2 separate regions of the Mus musculus genome follow, and region 2 is linked to region 1. Evidence: chromatin contacts called from ENCODE POLR2A ChIA-PET data. All regions are on one chromosome and are shown on one strand. The core of a region is the stretch at or near the end of the contact, and the rest is flanking DNA. Distances in the headings are between cores, read along the strand shown. Region 1 overlaps Gm33485 (a long non-coding RNA gene). Region 2 holds the start of A730020M07Rik (RIKEN cDNA A730020M07 gene).

The links. ChIA-PET counts read pairs that join two places held with the same protein, here RNA polymerase II (POLR2A).
Region 2: POLR2A ChIA-PET joins it to region 1 with 103 read pairs in Patski. The contact joins the promoter of A730020M07Rik here to the enhancer-like site in region 1. POLR2A ChIA-PET finds 5 or more read pairs at or near these places in 2 of 5 experiments (Patski and embryonic stem cell).

The regions. Positions count from the first base shown.
Region 1 is chr3:121,599,824-121,604,137 of GRCm38, forward strand. Gm33485 (a long non-coding RNA gene) reads right to left here. Exons shown (of 4, transcript XR_001783961.1): 2 at 1,086-1,183. Among named protein-coding and RNA genes, the nearest start is that of Gm33485, 4.7 kb to the right of the region's middle. Within about 2 kb of position 2,353, at least 1 of the 3 ENCODE cell types and tissues checked has a DNase peak (open chromatin) inside an H3K27ac peak, as active enhancers do.
Region 2 is chr3:121,644,238-121,648,551 of GRCm38, forward strand. A730020M07Rik (RIKEN cDNA A730020M07 gene) reads right to left here and starts at 2,216. Exons shown (of 3, transcript NR_036458.1): 1 at 2,145-2,216.

The DNA of each region.
Region 1 (4,314 bases), core at 1,103-3,602:
ATTTTACCCTTCTACCTACCCACCCTTCTTTCCTTTCCTTCTTCTACCAAGAAAAAAGTAAAAGAATATGTATCAAAAAACCACAAATGTCTATCACAGAATAAAGTTAACTTATTACTAATTCTATATTTCATTTTACTTTATATCAGATCTTGAAGATTTTGTAACAGACAGGTATTACAGTTATGCCGGCATCTAAAGCAATATTAGTTAATATTGTCATTTGGGAAAACCCTTTTCTTCTCAAAAGGGCAATTTAAGTGACTTATCTCTGCTAGTATGTGGGGACCGTGTTGTTAGGAGCAATATTTTTGATGTAAGAGACCTCATCTTGGTGGCTTAGTTCTTGCCTGAAAGGTCTCATAAAACATGGGATTTATTGCTTTTTTTTTAAAACTTCATTTTTTACTAGTGGCTCATGCCTTTAATCCCAGCACTCAGGAGTCAGAGGCAGGCAGATTTTTGAGTTCGAGGCCAGCCTGGTCTACAAAGTGAGTTCCAGGACAGCCAGGGCTATACAGAGAAACCTTGTCTCAAAAAACCAAAAGAAAAAAAAAAGAAACTACAACATAATTTTAGCCTACTCCAACATAGGGGAAAATTACACTCTGTTTCAACTACAAATGGAAAACCTTGTATGGGTAATCGACATTTTTTTCTATCTTCTCTCTTCCACTGAACACCTCTCAACTGTCCTTATAAATTTGGTACTTCTCTGATTGTAGAACAAATTCTTGTAATGACTGGATCAAAGTTATGCAAATTTGGAATTCTGACTCACTGTCTCTTACATTAAATATGCTACCAGGACACAACAGCTGATTTCCGGTTCCCCCTTTAGTCTTTCTTGTGTGTGCTTAGCTTGACTTATTTTTAGAGAACCCCCCAAATTTACTTCTTTTTTCTCCAGTCCCCTTCCAGGGACATGGGAAGCATCCCGCCTTGGATTCAGTGTATCACGCACTCTGTGCTGCTTGTGTGGGAAAAGCTGGAGGTGTGAAGCACTGTGCTCCCAGGAAAGAGGTACGAACTCCAGAGGCACCAGATAAACCCTTCACAGGGCAGGAAAAGAAAATCCATGTTACCTCAGTAAGCAAGCCACCGGGCCAGCAGAAGTGCTGAGAGCCAATGAAATCTTGAAGGAAGCACAGACAGCCGGTGAACATCACCCTCCGCCAATCACCTACAGACCAACAGCAATGGGGGCGGGGTTATGGAGAAAGATGTTATCTAATCGCATTAATTATTCTCTCCTACGTCTCCCCATCTACCCCAGCACACAAACTGCCAAACTGCGAGTATCTGCCATCTTGGAAGATGTGGAAGGGTCTAGGTGGGATGAGGGGTGGTTCAACATGGGCGGCCCTGCTCTCTGCAAAGTCCCTGGCATCTACGGTGCTATTTCTGTGGCTTTTGCTGTATTTTCTGTGCTTCTTCTTTTTAAAAAATCCTTCTAAAAGCCTCATACTCACGCCTCCCCTTGGAAAACAGCCTTCTGATTAGTGGGCTGCATCCCTCCCAGCACAGAGCCACGACATGCGGCTTCCTTGCTTCTAGGGTCTCTGTGTGTCCATTGTCGATGGGGCGCTCTCCAAAGTCTACATTTTCTTTATTTCAGCAGACCCCAGAGCAGACACTCTGGCTACTGAAGTAACAACTTACAATCTGTTGTGTTGTATAAAAATAAAGAAAGAAGGAATATGTTTGGTGGGTGTGCAGTCAGGTGTAGGGGAAGGGGTGCCTCTGTGGGTCCATGTTGAGGCATCCCTTTCCCGAGGGACCAGCCACATGACAAAGGTATAGTATAGAATAGTTTATTCAGGGCCTGGGGAGGGGAGTTGAGAGGGTAGTAGAGACAGAGAAGGGGGGTGGGGGAGAGAGACAGAGACAGAGACAGAGAGGTAGAGGCCGGTCATGAGAAAGAGGGGGTGGAGGGGAGTAAGGAGAGAGGGGGAGCAGGAGGGAAGGACAAAGTGAGAGCAAGAAGGCAAGACAGCAAGAGAGAGGAGGGGGCAAGCAGCCCCTGTTATAGTGAGTTAGGCACTCCTGGCTGTTGCCAGGTAACTGTGGAGGCAGCGCCTAGAAGAAATGCTAACACAAGCACCTATTTTTTTTTTTATTTTAATTAAAATATCCTTTTCCACTTTCCCAAATGTGAAGGTGAATGAGATTGTGGATTCCTGGGATCAAGTAGCAGGAAAGAAAGTGAGAAAGTGAGACTGCTCACTTGCAGCCATGGGCCTTCTGAGGCCACCTCACCCCTTAACCCTCCCAAGGCCTTGACTCATGGAGGACACACTAGGGGGCCTCTCAGCTCTGGGATGACACACCTGGCTGGCCTAGCCAATGTCCTTATAAGGCAATTGCTGGGCCCTGCACGGGCTGCTTCCCTGCCTCTTTTTTTTTTTTTTTTCCAGTGTGTGATGAAGCAATGTCCCTGGCCTGGGAAGGGCGGGGAACAGCAAGCCGCTGACTCCCTGTAAGCTGGCGCAGACAGCTCTGCTTCCTTTTCTGTTGGATTTGAAATGAAAAAAATCCAATTCTGGGAGAACACTGGGAACGAGGTCACTTGGTTCCATTTCTACACATTACGCCTCACTGAGCAGCTCCAACCGTTCCACACCCTACCCTGGCATTTTACTCAGGCAAGCCCTCTCTACCCGTGAGCTACACCCCAGCCCTGTGCTGACAGTTCAGTCTCACATCAGTGCTTACATGCAAAGGAAGAGGATGAGCTGTGTTGGCCCGGGGATCAAACATGAGTCTGTTTATCAACTAAAACGGGCTATTGGAGTCAAATTAGAATTTCCGATTAACAACGGATAATTTATTCTCACATGAGCATTGTTGTGGTTTGAATGTGGGCCAGCCTCTAAAATTTATGTTGAGAATTAATCTTCAAATGCAACAGTGCTAAGAACCCCACTTGGATGGGATTTGGGCCTTTGTAAAGGGTTTGAGGGTAAGGGTTTGCCTTCTCTGTTTTCCCCTCTGTGTGAAGACGCTGCAGCTTCTACTCTGGAAGATTCAGCAACAAGATGCTATCTGGAACCCTGCAACTGGTTCTTAGTAGATCTGAACCTACTAGTGCTTTACTCTTAGACTTCCCGACTTTCAGAACGGTGAAAAATGAAGTTCTGTTGTTAACAAGCCACACTGTCCGAGACTATGTTGTTGCAACAGAACAGCAGACCAAGACAAGTACTTCCCGGTTTTGGATGGCACGGATGCTATTAATCATTATTCCCCATAGATACTAGTTGAACTTCCTACTCAGGCTCCCCACCTTTCTTCCTATCCTCCCACTCCTCTTTGCTAAATTTGGCTTCTCTAGGCCACGCCCGTTTCCATCACTGTGATGTAAAGTTCTTCCAGAGAGGCAAGCTTCTGTCTCCACTGGGCCTTGTTTTTACCCATGCGCCTTTCTTCAAGGAGGCCCTCCCTGAGCCTACTTCTCAAGGCCAGCTCCTGCTTGCTTCATCTTCTTCCCAGCCTGACACTACCTTACATAGTCATGGTCTTGTCTGCCTCCTTGCTCGAATGCCCTCCTCAGAAAGTCAGGGACTTCTACCTTGTTGACAGCCATTTCCCCAACCACAGCTTAGAATAAAGCAGGAATTCCTTCATTTCTTTCTCTCTTTGGTGCATCATAGTGAAGCCCAGGCTGGTTTTAAGGTTGTGCCCTTCCTGCCTCAGGCCCTACCAAGTGATGGGATATAGGATTTCAAAGTGCTACCATACATGGCTTGTTCTGTATAATCAAACGAGATGTTTGAGTTTCTGTGTAACTTCACAAGGAGGTGTAGGAAAAGAAGGCTCTGAGAACATCGAGGGTAGACATCAGAGGGAAGAGAGAATCAGAAACAGAGACAGAGCACATCATGAGCAAAGGCAGGTTTGTCCTGAGGTCTGTTGAGTTCAGAAACGCCTCATGTGTCTATAAGGGCTGTAGGCTGCCATCGCTAAGCAGGGCAATGCTGCATAGTTTCAGAGCACTGGCTTGCAGGACACAGCTCACAGTTGTCTGAACTCACATACAGTCAGACCACAAGCCATCCCTGACCTCTCTAGTCTTCTTATCTGCTCAAGGGGCAGGTGCAAATGAAAGAATATTGACAAAGCTCCTGACAGCCTCTCAGATGTACTGGTGAGTGCATCATATATGTACTGGCAGGTGTGAATGAATACCGTGTCCACAACAGCCGCAGTCCTGACTGAAATCCACATTTACCCATCGCTTCCTCTGATGCTGAACCCAGTTGATGGCCATTTTTTTCAAAAAGAGCCATCCATTCATTTTGTTTTTGCTTCTGA
Region 2 (4,314 bases), core at 966-3,465, 44 kb after region 1:
AAGTTCTTGTACATTTCTCTCTCCCTCTTCTTCCCATTTCTCCTCAAGTTCCCTACTAGCCCAGAGTCATGGCCACAGACCATGTCTGTCAGCCTCACCTGGGAGCACAGAACAAGTCACCCACAGATTCCTTTGGAGTGACTAAGCCCTAGTGTTAGGATCAGAGAAATCCTGCAGACCATACATGCAGTTCCTTCTTGCTCATGTGGGATGGACCAAAGAACTCAGTGTTGGTGGCCTACCGTGGCAGACTCCAAGGAGAACATCTGGAACGTCTTCGGCCTTCTGTAAGCTTAGAGAGCAGCTCACGGGGGCAACCTGGACAATAGCATCCATTACTGGGATCCTGACACCATGTTCTCTAGTGCCATCCTTCCCACAGCTGGCCCTAACAGGGTATCCAGATCTTCCTCTCTGAGCAGGCCTGAGTGGGCTACTCGTGTGGAGTAACAATGCCAGAATTCTAGCTTCAGACTTCTAGTAGCGGTGACAGGCAGAATTACCAGACCAATCTTCAAAAACAAACCTTCCTGTAGCCTTTTTAATAGTTGATCTTTGGGCCTAGAAATGCAGTTCAGTTGGTAGAGTGTTTACCTGGAGTGCACACGGTGCTGGGGTTTGAGCCCCAGCACCCCATAAATGGGCCTGGTGACTCATGTATGTCATCTCAGCACCTCAGAAATTGAGGCAGGGGAATTTGAGAATTTGAGAACTTCAAGGTCATTCTAGGCTCCATACTGAATTCAAGTCCAGCGTATATGAGAGTCTCCCCAAATCCCACCTTCCAGTTACTGCCAACTTAGCTTATTTCAGAGAGAGACCAAAGGCCCCCATAGGTAGCTCCTCGCTAATTCTCAGCACCATTTAGAATCCATTGGCACATGCATCATTCATTGCTTCTGTTTCTGCACTTGTACAATTCACCACTTAAACCCTTCAGTGTAAGCTCCTCGTTTGTAGAATTCTGAAGGTGGCTCCACAGAGGCCCTTCCTGATGACCTCTTGACTTTGTTCTGCCACCTCCCTCTCCCTCTCCCTCTCCCTCTCCTCTCCCTCCCCCTCCCCTCCCCCTCCCCCTTCCTCTCCCTCCCCCTCTCTCAGCCTTGGCTATCTTCTCTTCTTCCCCAAGAAGACATCTCCTCAATCCTAGCCTTGAGCAGGCCCCGCATCCCTGTTTCCATCAGACACACTCTTAGCAATTTTGAAATTTCTAAAGGGCTTATATAATCACAGCAAAGTGATTGATTGTATAAACCAGTAGCTATTTTCTCTCCAGTCCTGAGCATCTGCCCAAGAGGGCAGAGATCTTGACCCCAGGAGCTCAGCACTGTGTCTCGCATATGCAATAAGTTCACAATGAATAGAGAATGGGGGTCACGGCAGGGCAGACTTTCTGGACAACTATGCACTGAATATAGGGAGAGGGCAGCCAAAGGGTGCAACATGGGTGGCTTGTGAGAACAGCCAGAGGACAGGCTGGCAGGCCAACTCCGCAAGGAGGCTGAGACATGATGCATTTCACATAAAGACCTCGGACGGCCCCGCAGCTGGGCTCTGCAGTGTTGAGTGAAGAAGAAACCTACAGCGATTGGCTTTCTGGTTCTGTATTTTTCAGAGTGATTAGAGGGAGGGCAGTTTAGCAGGGAATACAGGGCTGGGTCATAGCTAAGGCGGTAAAGAAGCATTCCCTGACACTTTCCAAAACCTGCTTTTGAAAAAAATGAAAGCCAAAAGAGGCATTGTGCGTTTGTGATCCCAGTTCTGGGAGGCAGCGGCAGGCAAGACACCCGGGCTCCTTGTCCAGCCAGCCTATCCTACTCACCACTGAGGGACATGTGGGTGAGTCTTGAGAAACAACAGGCAATGTTGTCCTCCAGCCTATACATGCATATGCACATATCTGCAAGTAAACTTCACACACACACACACACACACACACACACACACACACACCCCACCATTTGGTCCCTAAGTTCTGGGAATTCCTCATGAAGCACACTGGAGAGGCTAAACTCAACCTTCATACTGCACAGCCCAGGGGCCCCTGGTCTCCTGGGAGCTTTAGGGGGTTTGTAGCTCCTCTGGGGGGCTTCTGATGGTTATGGAGTCAGAGAGAGTTGGATTCATAGCTGTTTCTTACTTACCAGCTGAGAGAACTCAGGAAAATGGCCTTTTTTCCTGAGCTTCAATACTTGCCTCTCGTAATGGTTTAGTTACTGAGTTAGTAGAAATATTAACTGGCCCTAAGTGCATGCCTGCTGGAGCATACGTATGAATAATAGCTAAAGTCACTGGTGGTTAATAACTCAGTTTGACTTTGGTCCTGTGTATGTTGACTTTGTTTTGGTCAAATAATAAGTAAATCATTGTGAAGTCGGCGTTACAGTGAACAGGGAGCTTGTTTCTTAGTCCTCCCATCAAGTTCAGTGTAACTGGGGTGCTGATTCAGGCTCTTTATGGCTGTGATTACCCCCTGTAATCACTACTGCCTTCCTCAGTGGGAAGGGAGGATGTCCCCCATCCTCCTGCCCACAGAAAAGACTGCCCTCAGGTGTAAAGTCCAATTACTGGGCGCAGTTGGGAAGAACACACACAGAGGTGCATTCCTGAGCCCTGAGCGTGGGCCCTTGTTTGTCCTCTCCTTATAAGGAGTGAGTTATCATCAGCCTTGCAGGAAGGTCACGGCTGTTTCTCCCTCCTCAAGTGGCTGAAATCATCCTTCTCCTCGGAGGGGTGGGGTAGTGATTAAGCAGGCTAACCATGCCAGCGCTTTGCTATCCAAGTATGAGGATGTTTACAGACCTTGTGACAGAGGTGGGGATTTTGTCTGATCCTGGGGACTCCCAGAAGACACACCAGAGAGTCCCCCACCACTCATCCAATAGTGGAAGATCAGCTACAAAGGCCCTTTCACCAGCTTGTGGCCATAAAAGTTGGCCTGGTAGGAAGAGCTGGAGCCCTAACATCTTTAAGGGTTGAGGGCTGTGCCTAGTTTCTGGCCACATCCTCTGTATCTTAAAGGGAACAGACCATGCCAGTTGTTCACACTGCCAGGATGCTTTGCCTCCCTACTGTCTAGAAGCACCACTCATGAGAACCTTCTGTGAATGTGATGGAAAATAAAGCCTGACTCCTTTAAGATGTTTCAGGCAGTGTTTTGCCACAGAGATGAGAAGGGTACTTAAACAGACTGCTTGCCTTTCTTTGACATTTATTATTAATTGTTGCAAAGCAAATAAAGACAACAGGCCTGGGGGCACAGCGATGAATCCTGGCTTTGGATGGGATAGTGTCTCCCAAAACCTCCCATCCAGTGCAACCATACTGAAAAGTGGTAGGTATTCAGGAAGTGGGGCGTAGAGGATTAGAACTAGAGGAAGCAGAGAATCTTCAACAAGAGTGACTTGCTGTGCAGAGGCGAGTGTGAACCCCATGTGAGCTCTCACGGCTTCTCTCATGGCTTGATCCTCTCTGCACACACTACTACTGCTGCTCCCACACACTCTTCTAACCAGAGGTGTCACTTATCACTGAATGACTTAGCCAGAAGGCCCTCCCCAGAGGCAAACACATAGAACTGCTTGTCCTAGGATTTCCAGTCTTCCAAACTCTGAGCTAACTAGACCCCTTTTGCTTCTAAAGGTTTTCAGCATCAGGTGTCTTGTCATAGCAGCATAAAACAAATCTTTGCTTTTCACCCCCACAGATACAAGCTAAGTCAGGATAACTTGTCCGAACAGCAAATTGGTAATATTGCGTATGTTGGTAAGTATATAGCATATAGTAATGGGTACTCTAATTCTTTGCCTTTCTTCTAGTCCTTTGAGATCTGAGGGGGATAAGAACACCATTGGGCAAAGCCTGTGCTGTTCTGACCACAGGGAGTGCTCCCAGGAGACCTTGTACTGGTGTCTGAGTACAGCCCAACTGGGAGCTGAGGGGTGCTCAAGGATGCTGATATCAAGGGCTGGACTGATGTGCTCTACATCCATCTGAGATTACAGCATCCGAAAACCCACCGTCAAAAGTTAGATCTTTTGTAATGACATTGAGATCATTCCACTGATGTTCCTAGAAAAAACCAAACCAAACCAAACCAGATTTCTACCCTAACTAACGAGGATATGATAGAGCTTAAGAAATCTTTAGAATAGTTCTTTACACAAATAGAACAGTTGATCAAGCTGTGAAATGCCCACACATACTATGTGTATAAGTGGTTATTCAAAACATTTCTGGACTACACTATTTCTAGGAAAGTGTCTCCTCTAAGAAATGTGAATTCTGTAAGGAAAAATTACAGCTATTTTCATC